Regions from separate parts of the Homo sapiens genome. Here regions 1 and 3 are each linked to region 2. Evidence: chromatin loops called from intact Hi-C (ENCODE). Cell type or tissue: OCI-LY7. All regions are shown on one strand.

The links. Peaks named below come from ENCODE experiments on the same cell type or tissue, not always from the same donor. Only the 100,000 strongest peaks of a DNase experiment are listed, where the experiment ranks them.
Region 1: it touches region 2 in a loop (4-fold over the local background); 6 of 110 quality-filtered maps call a loop at or near these places.
Region 3: a loop joins it to region 2, with 3 times the contacts of the local background. A loop is called at or near these places in 6 of 110 quality-filtered maps.

The regions. Positions count from the first base shown.
Region 1 is chr1:112,876,156-112,884,155 of GRCh38, forward strand. It overlaps LINC01357 (long intergenic non-protein coding RNA 1357), which reads left to right. Exons shown (of 2, transcript NR_189282.1): 2 at 1,575-1,716. It overlaps MIR11399 (microRNA 11399), which reads left to right and starts at 5,895; the gene lies at 5,895-5,974. RefSeq lists enhancers at 2,100-2,697, 4,691-5,611. In OCI-LY7, CTCF peaks have their summits at 4,965 (motif pointing right) and 5,166; a DNase peak (open chromatin) is centred at 4,976.
Region 2 is chr1:113,674,659-113,682,658 of GRCh38, forward strand. MAGI3 (membrane associated guanylate kinase, WW and PDZ domain containing 3) reads left to right here. Exons shown (of 21, transcript NM_001142782.2): 20 at 6,540-6,678. Among named protein-coding and RNA genes, the nearest start is that of PHTF1, 81 kb to the right of the region's middle. RefSeq lists enhancers at 2,669-2,963, 6,227-6,765. In OCI-LY7, CTCF peaks have their summits at 3,430 (motif pointing left) and 3,634; a DNase peak (open chromatin) is centred at 3,403.
Region 3 is chr1:112,805,267-112,813,266 of GRCh38, forward strand. No RefSeq gene overlaps it. Among named protein-coding and RNA genes, the nearest start is that of LINC01357, 41 kb to the right of the region's middle. RefSeq lists enhancers at 3,887-4,408, 4,124-4,403. In OCI-LY7, CTCF peaks have their summits at 4,120 (motif pointing right) and 4,331; a DNase peak (open chromatin) is centred at 4,115.

The sequences.
Region 1 (8,000 bases), 800 kb before region 2:
AAAAAAAAGAAAAGAAAAGAAAAGAAAAAAGTCAAAAAATAACACATGCTGGCGAGATTGTATGGAGAATAGGGAAGCCTTATATGATGTTATGATGTTGGTAGGAGTGTAAATTAGTTCAACCATTGTGGAAAGCAGTGTGGCAATTCCTCAAAGAGCTAAAAGCAAAACTATCATTCGACCCAGCAATCTCATTACTGGGTATATACCAAGAGGGAGATAAAGCGTTCTACCATAAAGACACATGCATGTGAATGTTCATTGCAGCACTACTCACAATAGCAAAGACATGGAATCAACCTAAATGCTCACCAGTGACAGACTGGATAAAGAAAATGTGGTACATGTGCACCATGGAATACCATGCAGCCATAAAAAAGAACAAGATTTTTTTGCCAGAATATGAATGGAGCTGGAGGCTATCATTCTTGGCAAAATTATGCAGGAACAGAAAACCAAATACTGCATGTTCTCACCTGTAAGTGGGAACTAAATGATGAGAACTTATGAACACAAGGAAACAACAGTCACTGGTGTCTATTGAGGAGGGAGGTTGGGAAGGAGAAGAACAGCAGAAAAGATAACTATTGAGTACTGGGGGTTAATACCTGGGTGATATATAATAATAGTATGTACAACAAACCCCTGTGACACTCGTTTATCTGTGTAACAAACCTTCACGTGTACCCCCAAACCTAAAATAAAAATTAAAAAAAAAGAAAAAGATATGGCTATGAGGTGGTAATAACATACAACAAGCTTTATTTGGGCCGTGTTTTGACAGGGTTGCCTGCTGAGGAAGCTTTTCACAGCATGAGACCTTCCGCAGGTAATGACTGAGGCCACCAGCTAGAAGAGAAGGAGGGTGGGGGAGATTCTGGGGGACACGGAGATTGGAGCGGATCCTTAGATGTCTAGATGATGCCCTCAGTAGTAGGGTGTGGAGTCTCAGAGTCAGAGAGATCCAAAGGGCAGCTATGGCTGGTGCTTTTTTTTTTTTTTTTTTTTGAGACAGAGTTTCCCTCTATGGCCCAGGCTGGAGTGCAGTGGCGTGATCTTTGCTCACTGCAAGCTCCGTCTCCCAGGTTCATGCCATTCTCCTGCCTCAGCCTCCTGAGTAGCTGGGACTACAGGTGCGTGCCACCACATCCGGCTAATTTTTTGTATTTTTAGTAGAGACGGGGTTTCACCGTGTTAGCCAGGATGGTCTCGATCTCCTAACCTCATGATCCACCAGCCTCAGCCTCCCAAAGTGCTGGGATTACAGTTGTGAGCCACCATGCCCGGCAACTGGGGCCTTTTATAGCACCAGAGTTTATTGTATCTGTGGCTAGTAAATGTGGGATTCTGTTTTGTGGGGTATGCAAAACCGGAAGGCTGTCAATGACTAACGATCTGTTTATTTAGACTATATTTAAAGCAATTGGGTGTATAAAAAATTTGAGCTTGGCACTGGTAAACTTTTGAGGCAATGATACCAGTCTGCTGTGAAGCAATAAAAAATATAGGGCCAATATAGAGTTAATATAACTTTGGCTTATTATGTAACAGCATGTCTGTCTTTGATTCTTTAGGCTCAATCAAACCTTCAATGGCCCCGAAAGACATCTTGATTGAAACCTCATGAGAGACTCTGAGCCAGAAAACCCAGCAACTTAGAACCCAGATACCTGACCATCAGCCACTGTGTGAAATAATAAATGTTTGTTGTTTTAAGCTGCTAGTAATATGAGTGTCTTGAGAAACAAAGCCAGTCGGGCTGCACTTAAGGCTGGCTTTGTGTTCCCTCCAGCCTTTGTCTTCCCCCATCATGACAACTTGTGCTCTTTCTCCCAGGAGGCTGAGGATGCTGCTCTGAAACCAGCCAGGCAAGAACCTCAGTTAGCATCAGCAACAGCTGCTCCTCAATTTGCTTTCTGAATTATTTAGCCCTTCTTTGCTTCTATCCTAAATCCAGACCTTTTAAAATATTAATATTTTAAATATGCCTGGGCCTTGGCTTGGAAGTCTGTATTTCTCTCCTGTCTCTGCCCAAGGCTAGACGTCTTAGAGAAGAGTTATCTCTGCCCTGAATGATTTTCTCTTTGGCTCTGGCTCCTGGAAATTAAATCTGGCTGGGTTCTAACCAAAGAAAGGGAAACCATTTTCACAATGGAATCAAAAGAGTTTCTTTTCTACAAATGCAGCCTTTTACTTGCCCAAGCTCACAGGGCTTGTGTCACAGCTGGTGATCTGAGACCCAGACCCTCTCACCACCTCCCAGCCACCACCACGCCAGAGGGAGACAAAGCTCGCACTGCTGTGAGACGTTCTCTGCTTCCCATGACCGCTGCGTCATTTACTTATCTCTCAGTTCTCCTGCCACCCCGTGAAGTCCCTGAAACCTCTGGGGATGCAGGAGCCCAACACAGCCGACAGACCAGGAGAGGGGTCCTGAGCTCTGCTGTCGTGCAGTGGCTCTCTGCTGGCCTTCATGTCCTTACCTGCAAGTTGAGAGGGTGGCACCATCTCTCAGGGCTGCAGAAGTTGGAGTTTGTGAGTCTGAAACCCCATTTGGCCGTTAGAAAGCCAAGTCGCACAGGTTATAATACACCTCTGACTGGCCCCCAGGACTTGATTCCTCACCCAGGGTTCAATCCTACAACTGGGCTGCGCCTCACTCACCTCCCCAGACTTTATGCCAGGCATAGAGGGAAGTGGGACCTTTATTCTGAGAGCTAAGGGAGGGCTCCTTCCTGCTTCTCAGCCTTCTCAGGAGCCCTTCCCTGGGCACCTTCTTTGCCTGGTGAACTCAGACTTTCCTTCCTTCAGTGCAGAGCCACCCCCTAACTCCTGCCCACCCAGCCTCTCAGAGCAGGGCAGGATGGCCTATCCAATATCCCCTCTCCCTCACCCTTGCATCCTCTCCTGGTCCTTTGGGGCATTCCCCAGATGTGTGAATTTACTATTAATTCTGTCTCCCCTGTTAGTCTGTTAGTTCCAGACAGGGCAGGAAACTATAACCTCTAGGAAGGGCTGTATCTGTGTTTCAACAATTCCTGATTTTCATATCCTGAAGCTTCAGAACCCCTGGAATAATTCCCAAGCAAATCAGCAGCCTCTCCTTCCAGCCAGGAGGCATCACAGCTCCAACGTAGCACAACCCAGCTTGGGGGCTTGGGCTACTGGAAGGGAGGCCACAGGGTCAAGATTAGGCTGGAGATGCCTCAGAAAGTATCTAGAAATGTCTGGTATGACCAGGCTGCAATCAGAAGAGGAGTGTCCAGGCCACTGGGTGACTGTCCTACTATGTCCCAATGGCTCCATCATTCACGGAGCGCTGCAGAACTTCGAATGTGGGACAAACACATGCCCCTAGGACTGTTGAGGTTGCTCACCTCCTCAATCTAGACCTGATCTGTTCAGAAGGCAGGGACAGGGTCTGCACTACCCTGTCTTCCTCACAGCCTGGCACAGGCCTGGCACCCATAAGCCCTTGCTCTGTGGCTCTGCCTGGCAGAAGCTGACCCAGTGTCAGAAGAGCCTTCTAGCAGTTGGAGCTGCCTGGGCACCAAAAGGGCTGCTTGAGAGGATGAGTCCCTGTCACTGTCAGTGCTCAGGCTGAGACCACATTAGCTGGGTCAGGTGCTAAGCTGGGAGTGCTGTGCTGGGAGGGAATTGCCTTCTGTTAGTTGTTCATTTCTTAGCTTGAATCATTTCCCACAGCATTTCAATAGCTAGGTAAATCAAGTCTCCCTAGTGGAATCTTAGATGATAGGTGAGGAGGGTGGTTTTGGGGCAGCGGATCCAGGCTACTGTTTCTGAAATCACTGCTCATGAGCAGCTCCCTATTCTTCTAGCTGAGGTCATCTCAGCTGACCATGCCCTGAGGGGTCGTAGCCAGAGTCCTGGTGAAAGTTGTCTGCTCCTCCACCCCTTCTTCTCTGCCCTCTTCTGATCAAGAGCATAGGCTGGGGGTGGCACACAGTGGGGGTGAGTAGGGGAGTGGAATCCTGGGTCAGAGGCTCTCACTTTTATTATAACAAGAAGTTCCAAGAGATACCAACTCATTCCCATTCGCACCATGCAGGGGCTCTAATTAAATTTTTCTTTTTTCTAATTTCCATGTGTCAGACAAAATTACAACAAATTTAGTTACAGATTGAATTGGCTTTTATTAGCAATTCATGAATCAGGGAACACCTCATTCTACAAAATAGAATGAATGTTCTGATGAGCTGAGCAGAGGAGATTGGCTTCATAGTATGAAAAGGGCTGAGGAAAGTAGAAACAAAGAACAAAAAGCAGATTGGTTGTTCCTGACTTACTTTCCTTATGAAGGTTAAAGCAAAGGGAACTTCTTCATGATGCCAGCTGAAACTGACCTGTTTGGGGATCTGGCTATTACCTCTCCCGATTTCTTGCAAGGACAGATAGGTAATTTAGTGTTGACTTGGTGGTGTGGAACTTCAACATGAGTAATTCCATTTTGGTTTGGTCTGTTGGGCCTACTGCAGGAGCTCAGGCCAAACCAATGGCCTCCTATAAATTTTATTTAACACGTGAAGGTAGTTCACATTCCCTACCCACATTGTTTACCTGTGGGCAAACAATGAATTAATGCTCTGTTGATTATTGGATCTGATGGAGATCAGAACTGTAATTTGCTTGGGAGCTTGGGTTTTCTTTTTTTCTGTTTTCTTCCACTTTCTAAAAGAAGCAGCTTCAGAGTGGGGAGGGAGACAAGAAGAAAGGAAGCCCATGTTTAGTGAACATCTGCTAAGTGCAGCAGGCTTCTTTGTCAGGGCTCTGGGGAAATCCTTACAACAATGTGAACAAGTCTTGTTACTCTCATCTTTACTGAGGGAGGCCAGTTGGAAGTAATGAGAGTGGAGCCCTGACATGCAGGGGGTGGGCAGCCTGGAGGAGGGATGTCTGGATGCCCAAGGGGAGCCGGGATCCTGCCAAGAGGCTGCAGGGCCGCTCTGGCCACAAGAGGGCACCCCACATTGCCATATCTGGGCTGAGGGTGGTGGAATGAAGACCACAAAGAGGCCTTCTAGGGAGTGACCGTCCTGTGTACCCATACACTGGTCCCTCTCTCCAGGTTTCTTTCTTTCTTTCTTTCTTTCTTTCTTTCTTTCTTTCTTTCTTTCTTTCTTTCTTTCTTTCTTTCTTTTTCTTTCTCTTTCTTTCTCTCTCTCTTCTCTCTTCTCTCCTCTCTCTGTCCTCTCTTCTGTCTTCTCTCCTCTCTCTCTCTCTCTCTCTCTCCTCTCTCCTCTCCTCTCTCTCTCTCTCTCTCTTTCTTTGAGACAGTATTTCGCTCTTGTTGCCCAGGCTGGAGGGCAATGGCGCGATCTCGGCTCACTGAAACCTCCACCTCCCGGGTTCAAGTGATTCTCCTGCCTTAGCCTCTCGAGTAGCTGGGATTACAGGCATGCGCCACCACGCCTGGTTAATTTTCTGCTTTTAGTAGAGACGGGGTTTCTCCATGTTGGTCAGGCTGGTCTCAAACTCCTGACCTCAGATGATCCACCGGCCTCGGCCTCCCAAAGTGCTGGGATTACAGACGTAAGCCACTGCACCCCAGCCTCTCCAGGTTTCTTGAAGAAGGTCGGCATGAGATTCCTCTGGCAACTAGAAACACAGCTGGCTTTCAGGCCCTGCAGAACGCATGTCTCTGTAACTCAGGGCTGTCTGTGTCAGAGGAGGAAGGATATTTGTTGTCGATTAGGGCGTGTGCAGTCTGTGCGTGCTGTGTTGGGAGTGACTGTATATAAGCGTGTGGGTGTAAGTGTGTGAGTTTCTCCAGGATTCTAGTGGAGTGTGGGAGGGGGTGGCGGGGAAGGGCCTGTTCCTGGTTCCAGAGAGCTGGAGCTGCTGCTAAAAGGAGGGAACCTGAAGCAAGATCCAGCTCAGTGCTCTTTCAGGTCTGGGGCTGAAACCTGTCTTGTTTCCCCATCAGAGGCAGTCCCAGGCCCGAAAGAGGAGAGATGGACCTTTGCCTTGCTGCTGGTGGTGGTGGGCAACTCCTCCTACCCTGGTCCAGCAGGACTGCACATTGGGGGCTTCTCAAAGGGCCTGCCAAGCTCCAAGGCTTCCAGTGATGCCTCTTTGCCTAGCAAAGGTTAGGACCCACAGCAGTGGCCAAGCCCTGGAGCCTGTTCAGTCTTGCCAGGAGGACCTGGTGTCACCAAGATTTGCCTGGGGGCACAGCCGCAGTCTTGTGACCCAAGAAATACCACTGGTCTCAGTTTAGACCAGAACTTTTTTTCCCCTGAAAGCTTTGTGGGGGCAGTGGCAGGGAGCCCAGGCTTAGGGGTGGGAGGGGCAGTTGCCATGAGCCTAGAGGCTTCTCCCCACTCTCACCACGGTCATCAGACAGCTGCTTCACATGAATAAGCTCTGCAGGCTGTACCCTGGCCTGGTGTCTCAGCCGGGGATTTGGAGGCATTAGGGTTGGTGGAAATTAAATCTAGAGTGGGAGCCTCAGGCCAGTAGGCTGACGCCCTGAACAGTGTCCCAGAGCAGGAAGAGGAAGTCCTGAGGCTTCTCAGAGCCAAATTGGGAGGGGGAATAGCAAGCCCCAGGAGTCTCCAGATTATGAAACATGCGGGGGACAAGAGCAGGACTCTGCAGTGTGCAGGAGACCCCTAGCTGGGGACGGGGAAGACAAAAAAAGATCCACTGGAGCCACGGTCTCTCACAAGGTCTTGGTTGGTTTCTCTGTCCCTGTCCAGACTTCCCCTGCAGGACCTTCCCCCCAGCAGCCTGGCCTTAGCTCTGAACTCGCTGTCCTTCCCAGGAGCTTCCATTCCTGGGCCCAGCCAAACAACCATGAGATAAACATGAGAGAAAAACATCCTTCTGGGACCTGATTGTTTCAGGGAGTAGTGGGGCCTGCAGGGAGCCGGAGATTCGGGGAACAAGGCTTAATGACCATGTAACCATTAAGAAGAAAGCATTGGCCGGGCACCGTGGCTCACGCCTGTAATCCCAGCACTTTGGGAGGCTGAGGCAGGCGGATCATGAGGTCAGGAGATTGATTAGACCAGAACCATGAAGACCATCCTTGCTAACACGGTGAAACCCTGCCTCTACTAAAAAAATACAAAAAATTAGCCAGGCGTGGTGGCAGGCGCCTGTAGTCCCAGCTAGGTGGGAGCTGAGGCAGGAGAACGGCGTGAACCCAGGAGGCGGAGCTTGCAGTGAGCCAAGATCTCGCCACTGCACTTCAGCCTGGGTGACACAGCGAGACTCTGTCTCAAAAAAAAAAAAAAGGAAGAAGAAAGCATTGCTATCAGGCCTGGGTTGGTCAAAATTTTGGTACAGCTGCCTAGTAGCCATGTGACCTTAATGAGCAAAAATTACTTAACTTCAGTTTCATCATCCACAAAATGGGGACAATAATTACCTAGCAGAAGTATGAAGATTTAGAAATTAGGAAGGTAAAGCACCTGATCAACAGTAAACACTGTTATTATATTCTTTATTAATACACAGACCCCTCCCCACCCAGGATGGCTCCGGGCCTCTCACCTTTCTAAAAAGCAGGCATCTTTTCTGGGCTCCAAGAAAAGTAGTCCTCCAGCCTGGCCAAAACAGTGAAACCCTGTCTCTACTAAAAATACAAAAATTACCCGGGCATGGTGGCACGCACATGTAGTCCCAGCCACTCAAGAGGCTGAGGCAGGAGAATCGCTTGAACCCGGGAGGTGGAGGTTGCAGTGAGCCGAGATCGTGACACTGTACTCCAGCCTGAGCGACAGAGTGAGACTCTGTCAAGAAAGAGGCTGGGCGCCGTGGCTCAAGCCTGTAATTCCAGCACTCTGGCAGGCCGAGGCGGGCGGATTGCGAGGTGAGGAGATCGAGAGCATCCTGGCTAACACGGTGAAACCCTGTCTACTAAAAAATACAAAAAATTAGCCAGGCGTGGTGGCGGGCGCCTGTAGTCCCAGCTACTCGGGAGGCTGAGGCAGGAGAATGGCGTGAACCCGGGAGGCAGAGCTTGCAGTGAGCCG
Region 2 (8,000 bases):
TAGAAAAGGTGCTTCTGGGTGATTGCAGTTTTGAATTTTTCATTTCACTCCCATTAGTCATTTCATAAACACATATTGAGTGTTTGCATTACCCAAAGCTTTATGCATGCTACTGAATGAGTTGGGAGAGTGACTCAAAACAAATAAGATATTATCCTCCCTCAAAATGACCAGACACATGCACAAGTTCAAAGGGATGAATAGAGAAGATTTCACAGAATAGGTGGCATTGACAGGTGCATAGGATTTCAATAGGGAGAAATTAAGGAGAGAAAACATTCCAGGCTGAATAAATGAGCAATGGCGTAAAACTAAGGAAGTATAAGTCATGTACAGGGAACTTCAAATGGTTGAGTTTACTTAGATTTTATTTAGAAAATGCGTAGATGAATAGAGGAAATGAGAATATAAAAGCCGATGGGTCGCAGGCATAAAGGTCCTAGGCAGTGGGAAGCCATGGGAGGCTTTTTAGCCAGGAGTTTCCCCTCAGAGCAATCTGCTGATAAAAATCTGTTAGTGGTGTGCAGGAAGGATGAAGGGACTCCAGGTAGCTGTAATTTATGCATACAGTGGTAGTGGTGGGAGTATAACTTGAATGGTAACGCTTTGGATGGAAGATAAGAGATGCATATAAGTTCAAATTTCAGTGAATAAAGGACCAGACTAGATGAACAACAAGTATCCTTTAAATGAGGGATGAAGGAAAAGGAAGAGTAAAGGATGACTCAGAAGCCTTGCCCCATCTGTACTACGAAAACCATCAGGGAAGCCAAGGGGAGAAAGGATATGGCAAAGACTGATGGTGTAGTAAGTTGGAGTCATGTTGAGGTGAAGGGAACAGCTAGTAGAGCAGGTGTAAATGTTTAGCAGGCAATTACTACTAGTAGTGGTAGAAGCCCAGATTGCGACATTACTGAGAAGTGATGATTGAAACCTTTGTGGTAGATAAGATCACTAAGGAAGAATATTTAGAGAGTACTTAGCCAAGGGCAGAGCTCTGAGCAAGGCATGTAATTAGTGGACTAGATAAAATAAAGAAAATGGGAAGGCGCAGCATGCAGAGCCACAGAGCCAAAGCTGCAGAGTGTTTATGACAAAGAGGGACCGATGGCCTTAATACAGCTCGTCAAGAACTGCTGAATCTACTTTCTTATAGAGACAATTTCATATCGTGACAAGAACATGGGTTTGGAAATCAGACAGGACATTCTCCTGAGTTTCCTCATCTGCAAAATGCAGAACCATATGTAATATACATGGTCCAAGTAAACTTCTTAAAGTCTTAATAAGAGCATCTTGAGACACTGTTTACAGAGGATGGCATATTTATTCCTGGTTTTCTTGGTCCTTTCCCCTCCCCTCCCCTCCTATCTTCTCTTCTCTCTCTCTCTCTCATCTCTCTCTCTCTCTGTCTCTCTCTCACACACACAACCTATTCAGTTACTTTACATCTGTGTTTCAATGCTTCTATTGTAAATAGTGTCACAAAAATCCAATTAAATGATAAATTAGGATATAATTGTTTTAAATGTTGGTTCCAAATATAACCCTCAGATCCACTAATCTCAGTAAACCAAAGGCAAACAGGCCTTAAAGCAAAGTCTAGTTCTAAACATGTCATTCTCAGCCAGGAGTGGTGGCACATGCTTGTAATCCCAGCTACTTGGGAGGCTGAGGTGGGAGGGTTACTTGAGCCCAGGAGTTCAAGACCAGTCTGGGCAACACAGCAAAACATCCTCAGTTAAAAAACGACAACATGACATGCTTTATGAATGAGCAGAAACTTTAGAATCTAATGATGAAATCAGCTTTTATTTCAAGAATAAACTCTGAAAACAAAAGCAAATGAGCAATTAACTGTTAGACCCCAGTGTGCTCTAACCTGTAAGAAAATGTCAGCTTTTCAGAGAAGTCACTTTTTGGGCTATTAAATTATCAAAATCTTGACTTGATACAGCTCATGAGGGCTTTGCATATAACTAGTGCTCAATAAAATGTTATTGATGACAACTTTCTCTGGTGGCCGCTGTCCAAATGATAAGAGTTTATCTCTAGCTGACACTCGCACCACGGAGCCACCTGAGTGCCCCTCTCTGCCTCCCCCGCTTGCCTCTCCTCTTCTCCCTTTATTAGGTTGACAGCTGTACTTTGTGTCCTATACCTATTATTCCGTATCTCCAGCACCTGATATGGTGCCTTGAATATTCATATCAGGTGCTCCATAGATATTTGTTGAAAGAGTAAAATGTATGGATAATAATTCTAGATACTGAGAGAATTATTGTGTGTGTGTGTTTTTATTTTTAAGATCAGTTCCCAGGACTTATTACTGGGTGAACAGGACTGGGGATATATGAAGTAATTAGCAACAATCTTAGTGTCATTAAGAAAACAAGAAATGTTAATTTGTAACATAGATGGAAGGATATTGAGAATCATTGAGAGGTTCTTCCTTTCGGTCTGGTTAAGATTTAGAGAGGAGAGAGAAAAAAAGTGTTCTGGGATAAGGAACTGAGAAATAGCTGAATGGAAAAGGTTCATATTAGGGAATAGTGTCAAACTTAAATATTTAACGTAGAACATAATCAGATTTAGAAAATATTAAGTGTTTGCTGTCTTTGAGGCAACATGTATTTTCCTACACAACATGCGTTTTTACTTATATTAGTCTCAAAAACTCTGAGATAGGTGACATTATCCCCACTTACAGATTTAAAACTGAGGCTCAAGGAGACTTAGTCACTTGCAGAGATCACTCATCCTGTGCAGGCCACAGTGTGACCCAGGTATGACCCTAGTCCGTCGTCCTCGAAGATCGGTTCATGTGCTTTCCGCTATGTCAGGTCTTGGCTTGAGTCCAGTTTGGATTGGATTTCATTGATAGGCAGACAGTTTCTTAACAGGTTGTGAGATAATATAAGCCATGTGGTAGAAATATTTTGTCATTTTAATACATTTGTAGTGGATGTTGTTTTTAAAACGACAAGACTGCCTATAAAAAAATAGTGATTTGTTTAAAAAAGGGAACATTCTTTTTCCCTATTCTTCCTACTTCTTTTCTTTTGGTTCTCCTATTTTTTTTCCTTTCTCTTTTCTTTCCTCTCTCTTCTCTGTCCCCATAATTATTTTTCAATAATACAAAACTGAACTTGAATCTTTGTTCTATTTATCAAAAGATGTTTTCTCCAAATTATTTTTTATCACATTTTTAAAGTGACTTAAAATGTTAAAAGGATGTTTACTGGGTGAATTTACTCCTCTGAATTTCCCTCTCAGAAGAGTCTTTTTCATCTGTAGTTTTGTGTATGTAGGTCTCTGCAGAATTTCTCCCACTCTGAGGGCCTGTCTACCATAAATCTTAAAGCAATGGCTCCCCCTCCTTCCCCTCATTCAGTTTTAAAGTTAAACAGAAATGACACCTGGTGGCAAGTCTGTTCAATTACAAGTTTTTGTTGTTTTTTTTTTTTGCAGTTTATTGCAGGAAAAGAATAAAAAGTGTTCTGGGTTGGAGAGCTTAAGCTAAAGAATGTGATTGAAATAAATTATAACCTCAAACCTGTTTTACAAGATATGCCCAAAGCAGTGTCCAAATACTATCTACTTTAATTTTCTTTATCAGCAAGATTATATATCTAGTGCTAATTTCTTACCTACATTGCCTCATGAAAATGATTCTTCTTCCATCATTTATCAAGGGAAATCTAAGTATTGGCTTTTGTTTCACTTATATATTCTGGATAGTAAGGGGTTTCTAAATTATTCTCCATCCTGCTGTCTTACTTTGGTTTTATTAAGGTGTTTTCATCTTACATATTAAATCCATCAATCTTGTTTCTGATATTGTCCATTTGTTCAAGAGTAAGCCTCCCTTGTTTAAAATAAGTATGCAATAAGACCTTTAGTCTATTTCATAGTTGACTTGAATTTTTTTGCATTGTATAGAATGGAGTGCAGTCTACAGTTAAATCTTCGTAATGATACACTTTAAAATAGCTTGAAAACTAATATTTGCACTTGGTATATAATCATGTTTTATCTTAAGTCCTCCCAGAATCCCACGAAATAGGTACTAATATTATCCTCATTTAACAGATGAAAAAAATGAGACCACAACACTAGAAAGAGGTGGAGCACAAGATGTGAACCACAGCCTCCTGACCGCCTGTGCCATGCTGTATCTGTAGAAAGAGTTGGCCCACTGACCTTTGTTAAATATTGAGTCCTTCTGTTTTGTTACTTCTGGATTGGCTTATTATTATTTCTATTCTTTAGTCACCTTGCAGCTAGCTTCAACTCAAAGGAACTTCTGGATTGTTTTAGTAAGCTCTTACAAATATTTGAGTATTTGCTTTTTGGAATTTCAGTAATATGCCATTGTCTAATTTTTCTGTTTTGAAGCCAGTATCCTTCATTTTACATGTCACCTTGAAATATATTTTTTCAACTTTTTTTTAATAAGTTCAGTGCGGCACATGTACAGGTTTGTTACACAGGTATATTGCATGATTCTGAGGCTTAGAATATGAATGAGTTCCCATCTCCCAGGTAGTGGGCATAGTACCCAATAGGCAGTTTTTTAGCCCTTGACCCTCTCCTTCCCTCCCCCCATCTTGTATTCCCGTGTCTGTTGTTCTCATCTTTGTGTCCATGTGTACTCAGTGTTTAGCTCCCAATTACAATTGAGAACATGAGGTATTTGGTTTTCTGTTTCTGCGTTAGTTTGCTTAGGATAATGATGGCCTCCAGCTCCATCCATGTTGCTGTAAGGGGACATGATTTCGCTCTTTTTATGGCTGCATAGTATTCTATGGTGTGTATATACCACATTTTCTTTATCCAATGCAGCATTCATCAACATGTGTTTGCTTGAAATAGATTTAAAATCAGTACCATCATTATGTTTAATTAGGTCTGTTCCAAAGTTATACTTGACTTTTACATATTTTCCCTTTTTCTTTTAAAATAACTCAGACATTTCTAGTAAATCACAATGGTACTAAGGTATATCTTATTCTGATCCCTAGTTTTATGTTTATTTTCCTGAAAAATGATTTTTTTTTTTTTTTGAGACGGAGTTTCGCTCGCTGCCCAGACTGGAGTGCAGTGGTGCAATCTCGGCTCATTGCAACCTCCACCTCCCAGGTTCAAGTAATTCTCTTGCCTCAGCCTCCCAAGTAGCTGGGATTACAGGCATGCGCCACCACACCTGGCCAATTTTGTATTTTTAGTAGAGACCGGGTTTCTCCATGTTGGTCAGGCTGGTCTCGAACTCCCGACCTCAGGTGATCCACCAGCCTCAGCCTCCCAGAGAGCTGGGATTACAGGTGTGAGCCACCATCCCTGGCCCTGAGAAATGATTTTACACTAACATCACTAAGTTTATGCCAGTTACTGGTTTTAAATAAGTGTTCATATTAATCTATTCTCCAAGTTTAAGTTTTTAAGAATTTTAATCTATAAAGATGTCATTTATTCAAATACCTCATGTATGTACAGGACATAGCAGCAGTTCAAAGGAATGAGCAGTTCTCCCTGGAGGCCAGGAAAGGCTTCAAAGATAAGAGCCCTCTGCCCAGGTTTTAGGAGATATATTTAAAATTCAGCTCAAGTTTGAAAGTACCCTTCACATTCGGACATAGCTCTGTAGTATCATTTGGATTGTTGTTTGTAAAATGTCTAACATGTACCCAGTGCTCTCCTGCGAGAGTTGATAAGAGGACAGATGGCAGCAACAGGAAGAGACAATGTCCAGGTTTACTCACGCATAAAAACCCTACACAGCAAGTGCCCAGGTTTACTTATGAAAATCCTACACAGGGCCGGGCGCGGTGGCTCACGCCTGTAATCCCAGCACTTTAGGAGGCTGAGGCGGGCGGATCACGAGGTCAGGAGATCGAGACCATCCTGGCTAACACGGTGAAACCCCATCTCTACTAAAAATACAAAAAATTAGCCGGGCGTGGTGGCGGGCGCCTGTAGTCCCAACTACTCGGGAGGCTGAGGTAGTAGAATGGCGTGAACCCAGGAGGCGGAGCTTGCAGTGAGCCGAGGTCTCGCCACTGCACTCCAGCCTGGGCGACAGAGCAAGACTCCGTCTCAAAAAGCAAAACAAAACAAACAAACAAAAAATCCTACACAGGAAAGTTTTATATGGCTATTAAAGATCTGGGCATCTTCAAATCAAGAACCAAATTCTAGAATTTGATTAACATTCTAAATTTGATTTCTATAAATTTAGAAAATTCCAAATCTGATTCTAGAATTTGATTCTTGATTTCAAGATGTCCAGATCTTAGTTAGTAGCCATATAAAACTTTCCTGTGTAGGATTTTTGTGAGTAAACCTGAACATTGCCACTTCCTGTTGTTTGTTGTCATCTGTCCTCTCATCAACTCTCACATGGCAGTACTGGGTACACGTTAGGTATTTTACAAACGAAAGAATCACTTAGCAAGGTTGAATGGCTCAAGAGCTGACAAAAGCAGAATTTACAAAGGATGCATAGTTTCATGTTGTTCCTGTGAATGTTCTCTGTCTAGGTTGGTGACCAGATTGTTGAAATCAATGGGGAACCTACACAAGGAATCACACATACTCGAGCAATTGAGCTCATTCAGGCTGGTGGAAATAAAGTTCTTCTTCTTTTGAGGCCAGGAACTGGCTTGATACCTGACCATGGTAAGTAAAGTAGCCCACTAGTAGCTGAAAAGTTGTATATTAGGGAGGGGACAGAAGAAAAAGGAATATATATTTGGAGAGGATAGATATTTTACTAGTTAATTCAGAGGTGAATGCTAGAACCATGAAAAGCTAGTTACATAGCAGAGTTATCATAAATAGTATTAGAAAACAAGTGACTTAGGCAGGACTTTCGTTGGAATGGAATGTATTTTAAATTTAATCAGAAAAAACATATAGTTGTTTTTGTAGAGAAATGTACCTATTAAAAAAGTGTATTAGAGGCAAACAATTTAAATACCATAAAAAATGTTTTAAATCTCTTCAAAATATCCCAGCTTTTTCTCTTACTTAGCTAATTACACATTACCAACCAATATTTTTATTTCTGTAAAGCAAGATAAGTTTATATTATAATGAATGCGCAGCATGAAAACTTAGGCTTTTCTGGTGACTCGGCAAAAACAAGTTGCTATCACCCTACCTGGAGACAGGGAGTTGGACCTGAGACCATTTCTGTCCTGTATTAATGTTAAACTTCCTGGGTTTCCATGGCATGTTTTGAAATATCATGGTATTTGAAAGTCACTGTTTTTTGAGTGCACTATTCTAGAAATAAAGGCAGTACCACACCCACGCAGTACTTGCCTCATCTAGCTCCCCACCTCCTGCCCTACCCCACCCCACCCCACCGCTTTTGAGGGATAAGTGTAGACATAACCTCCTACAGTACCCTTCCAGCTTATGATTCTCTGACTGTATTATCTTCCACCATCTGCTTGTAAATCATATGTTCCCAGTGACATCTTTGCTAACTGCACTGATTTTTTTTTTTTTTTTCACATAGTCCTAGGCTTTTTCTCTTCCCTCTTCAGGTTTGGCTCCTTCCGGTCTGTGCTCCTACGTGAAACCCGAGCAACATTAAGGCTTTCAGGGCTTTTCTTGGTCTTTCCTTAAAAAGACTTGGTAAATTTGCATGTCTTGTAAATCACTTTCTTCTTTTGTTTTCTTTTAAATTAAAAATGATGCTATTAAATACATCTATTTCTATCTTCTGCACTTTTCAGTCTTCTTTTGACATTAAATTTGACAGCTTAATGCAAGAGAATTATTACAAATGCCCATGAGCCTCATTCTGGTTACCACAGTTTGGTTTCCTTTATTAATTAGTGATTTTGCCATATCCTAAACTGTATCAATTCATAATAATTAGTGAGCTTCTTGGGCCACGTAATTTGGTTCAGCTTTATAACTTGTAAGTTCTAATTGGGCTTTACTAATAGAGAATTTACAGATCATATATTATCTCACTAATTATATGT
Region 3 (8,000 bases), 870 kb before region 2:
AGAGGGGCAACAGCAGTGAGATTGGACAGAGGGAGAAGTTGAGCTGCACTGCAGTCTGAACAACAGTCCCAGCTGACCCTGCAGGGAGCTTGGGAGCTGGAATGACCTTCAGAGTTGTCTCAAACTGGGGAGAGCAGGCTGGGTGTTCATAGTATATATTGATCTGTCATTGGGTGCAGGCTGGCCTGGGCAGGTGGTGTGATCTAGGGCAGTCCTGGAAGGGGCTGGCTGTGCTCCCTGAGGGTGGGGAATGTGTCCTGCATTTCTGGAGGGGGTCCGCACACAGCAGCATCTGCCACTCTTCCGGTGCTGACATTTTAAGCAGCAGTGAGCAGTAAGGAAGGTCATTTGGGGCAGTGAACCCTGTCCTGTGTTTCTCAATCCCTGCCCTTGAACAGCTCCCTAAGGGGCAATGACCAGAGTCCTAGTGGGGGTGCTCTGGCCCCTCCACATTCATTTTCTCTGCCTATTCTGAGAGGAGGTTCAGGCTGGAGGTCTGGTGGGGAGGTGGTGAGCACAGGAGGTGCACAAAGGGACAAAAGGCTCTTGCCTTAAATGCCCACAATTAGAACCAGCTCCTTTCTATTCCCACCATGCAAGGGCCCTAATTAAAATTTAAACTCATGTTTCCTTTTTTTCTTTTTAAAGTTTCCATGGTAGGTAATTAACTTTTCCTTTCTGCGAGTGAGCAACTAATTAATGCTCTGTTCATAAGGACGGCGATCAGAGCACTGCGACTTGCCTGGGAGTTTGTTTCTTTCATTTATTTCCACCTTCCAAAAGAACTGGCTTGGTGAAAGTGGGGGCAGAGAAAGGAAAGAAGCTCTGCCAACATCTGTTGTGTGCAGCAGGGTGCTGACAAAGTCCTTACAACATGAAATCCTTACCATGAGGAGGGCATACAGGGTCTTCCCTGGACCAACAGAAGCAGCCGGGTGCAAAAGTGTTCCTGTCTAAGTGAGCCTTCCTCAGGAGGGGCCAGCTGAATACTTCCCTGGGGAACAAAAGCACCTGTGGCTGAACTGCACTGGCATCATGGGTGTGAGGGCCCTCCCACTGCCAGCCTCTGTGCCTTCCTCTCCCAGGCCCCTGGGTTCACCTCCTGGCCACACAAGCCTCAGGGAGAGGATACGGATTAACAGTGTTTGTACAAATTGCAGGGACAAGGGAACATTTCCCCTTCGTCCTTTGAAGTTTTGCTGAAAATCACTGACAAGAGGCAGATTAGTGAGAGAAAAAGTAGACAAACAGATTTAATGTGTACATGGCAGACTTCAGAATAAAGACCCAAAAGATACAGAGGAAATTGTCCATTTTTATGCTGAGGTTCAACAAAGTATGGACAGCTATGTAGAAATGTGACTGGACAGGCTGGGCACGGTGGCTCACACCTGTAATCCCAGCACTTTGGGAGGCCAGGTTGGTGGATCACCTGAGGTCGGGAGTTCAAGACTGGGCCTGACCAACATGGAGAAACCCCGTCTCTACTAAAAATACAAAATTAGCTGGGCATGGTGGCACATGCCTGCAATCCCAGCTACTCCAGAGGCTGAGGCAGGAGAATCCCTTGAACCCGGGAGGCGGAGGTGGCAGTGAGCCGAGATTGCGCCATTGCACTCCAGCCTGGGAAACAAGAGCTAAACTCCATCTCAAAAAAAAAAAAAAAAAAAAAAAAGCCAGGCATGGTAGCTCATTCCTGTAAGCCCAGCACTTTGGGAGGCCAAGGCAGGCGGATCACCTGAGGTCAGGAGTTCGAGACCAGCCTGACCAACATGGAGAAACCCCATCTCTACTGAAAATACAACATTAGCCGGGTGTGGTGGTACATGCCTGTAATCCCAGCTACTCAGGAGGCTGAGACAGGAGACTTGCTTGAACCCAGGAGGCGGAGGTTGCAGTGAGCCGAGACTGCACTATTGCACTCCAGCCTGGGCAATGAGTGAAACTCTGTCTCAGGAAAAAAAAAAAAAAAAAGTATGATTGGACAAAAAGAGTACGATCTAACGCTAACAGACTGAGTGGGGAATCCCAGCAGGGCCGGTCTGTCTAGATTCTTCTTGGCCTCTCAGAGCACGCATTCCTGCATTCCTTCCTTCTGAATGTGGGGCAGGACCCTCTCTGGAATGGGGGTCTTATAACCCATAGTCAAACAAGGCAGGTCAGGTAATTTCTTTATGACCAGTTTTTACACAGAAAGGCAGAGGCAAAGTTAGATTAATGATTTTTGGTTTTATGGCTGGCTTTGGGGAAAAGGTGCTGGTTTCAATGACTTGGTGGGGAAGAGGGATTCTATGGCTAGCCTTGGGGAGAAAAGGATTGAGAGACAAGAGAATGGATAAATAAAGAATGCTGAGGTCACCCAGAAAGAAGAAAGGCAAGAAGCAGCTACCAGAGTTGGGGAATAAGAGGGAAGCATTTTATAGAAGCTTGGAGAGTGAATGAGGGTGCCCTGAGCAAGTGGGGCTCAGACCCCTGACTCATGGAGCCAATCAATTCTATAAAGATCCAAATGCAAAACTAACAACAAATGTTGTTTCGACATATGTACCGATGTGGCAAAATTTTTAAAAAGCAAGGGAACGATAAACACAAATTTAAATGGCAATTACCTCTTCCACAGGGAGGCAGAGGGGTGGAGGAAAAGGCACATATAGGACGATGCAAGTTATATGATTTCTAGTTCTCGTGAGTGATGGGCTCATGGGTGTTGATCGTATTTTGTTTTATAAGTAACATTTAAAAATATGTTTTGTGGTATCTCCTTTCTGAAAAGGACCCCAATGTTTCCTCCCTCCTAGAATTCATATTCCCTCTCACATCGTACCAGGGTTGGCCTGTGTCAGCAATAGAATATGGCAGAGGTGATAGTATGTCACTTCCAAAATTAGGTTCTAAAAGACACCATGGCTTCTATTTTGGTTTCTCTTGCCTGCTGTCTCTTGGCATATTCGCTCTGGGGCAAGCCAGCTGCTATGTTCCTAGCAGCCTACCGGGAGGGCCCAGTGGCAAGAAATTAAGTCTGCCAAGGACAGCTGTGTGAGTGATCTTGGAAGTGAATCCTTCCCAGCCTTCAGATGACTGCAGTCCTGACCAACATCTTTTTGTTTGTTTGTTTGTTTGTTTGTTTGTTTGTTTGTTTGTTTTGAGATGGAGTTTCGCTGTTGTTGCCCAGGCTGGAGTGCAATGGCGTGATCTCGGCTCACTGCAAACTCTGCCTCCTGGGTTCAAGTGATTCTCCTGCCTCAGCCTCCCGAGTAGCTGGGATTACAGGCATGCACCACCACGCCTGACTAATTTTGTATTTTTAGTAGAGACGGGGTTTCTCCATGTTGGTCAGGCTGGTCTTGAACTCCCAACCTCAGGTGATCCGCCCGCCTCAGACTCCAAAGTGCTGGGATTACAGGTGTGAGCCACCACGCCCGGCCCTGACCAACATCTTGACTGAAACTCACGAGACACTGAGCCACAACCTTCCAACTAAGCTGTTCCTGGATTTCTGACCCTAGGAAACTGTGTGAGGTAATAGATGTTTGCTATTTTAAGTCAAGACATTTTGGGGATAATTTGATACATAAGATTAAATAATTAATACATAATTATTTGATATGCATAGAATATTGAACTTTAAAATATGAGTGGGGGTCTAGGGTGTGGTGGCTTAACACCTGTAATCCCAGCACTTTGGGAGGCCGAGGTGAGAAGATTGCTTGAGGCTAGGAACTTGAGACCAGCCTGGGCAACATAGCGAGACTCTAACTCTACAAAAAAAATTTAAAAATTTTAAGATATTAGCCTGGCATGCTGGTGCACACCTGTAGTCCCAGCTACTCAGGAGACTGAAGTGGAGGATTGCTTGAGCCCAGGAGTTCCAGGCTACAGAGAGCTATGATTGTACCACTGTATTCCAGCCTGGGTCACAGAGAGACTATGTCTCAATCAATCAATCAATAATGAAAACAGTGAGAGGTAAAAGAAAAAAGAGAATCTAGGTTTGAGGGAGGCCAGCTGGAAGTAATATGAGTGGTGCCCTGACATGCAGGGAGTGGGCAGCCTGGAGGAGGGATGAGTGGGTGCCCAAAGGGAGCCGGGATCCTGCCAAGAGACTGCAGGGCCTCTCTGCCCACACGAGGGCGCCCCACATTGCCGTATCTGGGCTAGGGGATGGGAAATGAAGACCAAGAAAAGGCCTTCTGGGGAGGGAATGTCCTGTGTGCCCACACACTGGCCCCTCTCTCCAGGTTTCTTGAAGGTCAGCGTGAGGTCCCTCTGGCAACTGGAGACAGAGCCGGTTTTCAAGCCCTGAGAATGCATGCCTCTGCAAGTCAAGGCTGTCTCCTCTGCAGGGTAGCATGTGTTATGGTTGATTGTGAGTGGTGGCAGTGAGGGTGTGAGTGGGTAACTGTCAGGCCTCTGAGCCCAAGCTAAGCCATCATATCCCCTGTGACCTGCACTTACACTTCCAGATGGCCAGTTCCTGCCTTAACTGATCACATTCCACCACAAAAGAAGTGAAAATGGCCTGTTCCTGCCTTTGCTGATGACATTACCTTGTGAAATTCCTTCTCCTGGCTCATCCTGGCTCAAAAGCTCCCCTGCTGAGCACCTTGTGACCCCCCCGCCCCTGCCCACCAGAGAACAACCCCCTTTGACTGTAATTTTCCTTTACCTACCCAAATCCTATAAAACAGCCCCACCCCTATCTCCCTTCGCTGACTCTCCTTTCGGACTCAGCCCACCTGCACCCAGGTGAAATAAACAGCCTTGTTGCTCACACAAATCCTGTTTGGTGGTCTCTTCACACGGACGTGAGTGAAATTTTGGTGCCGTGACTCGGATTGGGGGACCTCCCTTGGGAGATCAATCCCCTGTCCTCCTGCTCTTTGCTCCGTGAGAAAGATCCACCTACGACCTCGGGTCCTCAGACCGATCAACCCAAGGAACATCTCACCAATTTTAAATTGGGTAAGCGGCCTCTCTTTACTCTCTTCTCCAACCTCTCACTGTCCCTCAATCTCTTTCTCCTTTCAATCTTGGCGCCACCCTTCAATCTCTCCCTTCTCTTAATTTCAATTCCTTTCATTTTCTGATAGAGACAAAGGAGACACATTTTATCTGTGGACCCAAAACTCTGGCGCCGGTCACGGACTCGGGAAGGCAGCCTTCCCTTGGTGTTTAATCACTGCAGGGACACCTCTCTGATTATTCACCCACATTTCACTGGTGTCTGATCACCGTGGGGACGCCTGCCTTGGTCATTCACCCACATTCCCTTGGTGGCAAGTCAGTTGCGGGGACTCCTGCTTTGGCTGCTCCCCCATGTTGCAGCCCAGGGCTGCTCCCCACCTCCCTTCTCTGTGTCTTTACCCTTCTCTTTAAACTTACCTCCTTCACCATGGGCAACCTTCCGCCCTCCATTCCCCCTTCTTCTCCCTTAGCCTGTGTTCTCAAGAACTTAAAACCTCTTCAACTCTCGCCTGACCTAAAACTTAAACGCCTTATTTTCTTCTGCAACACTGCTTGGCCCCAATACAAACTCGAAAATGGTTCTAAATGTCCAGAAAATGGCACTTTTGATTTCTCCATCCTACGAGACCTAGATAATTTTTGTCAAAAAATGGGCAAATGGTCTGAAGTGCCTGACGTCCAGGCATTCTTTTACACATTGTTCTCTCCCTAGTCTCTGTTCCCAATGCGACTCATCCGAAATCCTCCTTCTTTCCCTCTCGCCTGTGCTCTCAGTCCCAACTCCAAGCGTCGCCGAGTCTTTCTTTCTTTTCTACAGACCCATCTGACCTCTCCCCTCCTCCCCAGGCTGCTCCTCACCAGGCTGAGCTAGGTCCCAATTCTTCTTTAGCCTCTGCTCCCCCACCCTATAATCCTTTTATCACCTCCCCTCCTCACACCCGGTCCGGCTTACAGTTTCGTTCCTCGACTAGACCTCCCCCACCTGCCCAGCAATTTCCTCATAAAAAGTTGGCTGGAGCTAAAGGCATAGTCAAGGTTAATAATGCTCCTTTTTCTTTATCCGATCTATCCCAAATCAGTTAGCGTTTAGGCTCTTTTTCATCGAATATAAAAACCCAGCTCAGTTCATGGCTCGCTTGGCAGCAACCCTGAGATGCTTTACAGCCCTAGACCCTGAAAGGTCAAAAGGCCGTCTTATTCTCAAAATACATTTTATTACCCAATCCACTCCCGGCATTAAATAAAACTCCAAAAATTAAATTCCAGCCCTCAAACCCCACGACAGGACTTAATTAACCTCGCCTTCAAGGTGTGTAATAATAGAGTAAAGGCAGCTAAGTAGCAATGTATTTCTGAGTTGCAATTCCTTGCCTCCACTGTGAGACAAACCCCAGCCACATCTCCAGCACACAAGAACTCCAAACGCCCGAACGGCAGCTGCCAGGGGTTCCTCCAGAACCTCCTCCCCCAGGAGCTTGCTACAAGTGCCGGAAATCTGGCCACTCGGCCAAGGAAAGCCCACAGCCCGGAATTCCTCCTAAGCTGTGTCCCATCTGTGCGGGACCCCACTGGAAATTGGACTGTCCAACTTGCCCGGCAGCCACTCCCAGAGCCCCTGGAACTCTGGCCCAAGGCTCTCTGACTCCTTCCCAGATCTTCTCGGCTTAGCGGCTGAAGACTGACGCTGACCGATCACCTCAGAAGCCTACAGGATGATCACAGAAGCTTTAGGTAACTCTCATAGTGGAGGATGGACTTAAGAAGTCCGTCCCCTTCTTAATCAATACGGAGGCTACCCACTCCATATTACCTTCTTTTCAAGGGCCTGTTTCCCTTGACTCCATAACTGTTGTGGGTATTGAATGCCAGGCTTCTAAACATCTTAAAACTCCCCAACTCTGGTGCCAACTTAGACAATATTATTTTAAGCACTTCTTTTTAGTTATCCTCACCTGCCCAGTTCCCTTATTAGGTTGAGACATTTTAACTAAATTACCTGCTTCCCTGACTATTCCTGGGCTACAGCCACACCTCATTGCCGCCTTTTCCCCCAGTTCAAAGCCTCCTTCACATCCTCCCCTTGTATCTCCCCACCTCAATCCATAGGTATAAGACACCTTTACTCCCTCCTTGGTGACCGATTACGCACCCCTTACCATCCCATTAAAACCTAATCACCCTTACCCCACTCAATGCCAATATCCGATCCCACAGCCCACTTTAAAAAGATTAAAGCCTGTTATCACTTGCCTGTTACGGCACGGCCTTTTAAACTCTCCTTACAATTACCCCATTTTACCTGTCCAAAAACTGGACAAGTCTTACAGGTTAGTTCAGGGTCTACGCCTTATCAACCAAATTGTTTTGCCTATCCACCCCGTGGTGCCAAACCCATATACTCTCCTATCCTCAATACCTCCCTCCACAACCCATTATTCTGTTCCAGATCTCAAACATGCTTTCTTTACTATTCCTTTGCACCCTTCATCCCAGCCTCTCTTTGCTTTCACTTGGACTGACCCTGACACCCATCAGACTCAGCAAATTACCTGGGCTGTACTGCCTCAAGGCTTCACAGAGAGCACCCCCCCCCCATTACTTCAGTCAAGCCCAAATTTCTTCCCCATCTGTTACCTATCTCGGCATAATTCTCACAAAAACACATGTGTTCTCCCTGCTGATCGTGTCCGACTAATCTCCCAAATCTCAATCCCTTCTACAAAACAACTCCTTTCCTTGCTAGGCATGGTTAGTGCAGTCAGAATTCTTACACAAGAGCCGGGACCGTGCCCTGTAGCTTTCTGTCCAAACAACTTGACCTTACTGTTTTACCCTAGCCCTCATGTCTGCGTGCAGCGGCTGCCACTGCTTTAATACTTTTAGAGGCCGTAAAAATCACATACTATGCTCAATTCACTCTCTACAGTTCTCATAACTTCCAAAATCTATTTTCTTCCTCACACCTGATGGGTATACTTTCTGCTCCCTGGCTTCTTCAGCTGTACTCACTCTTTGTTGAGTCTCCCACAATTACC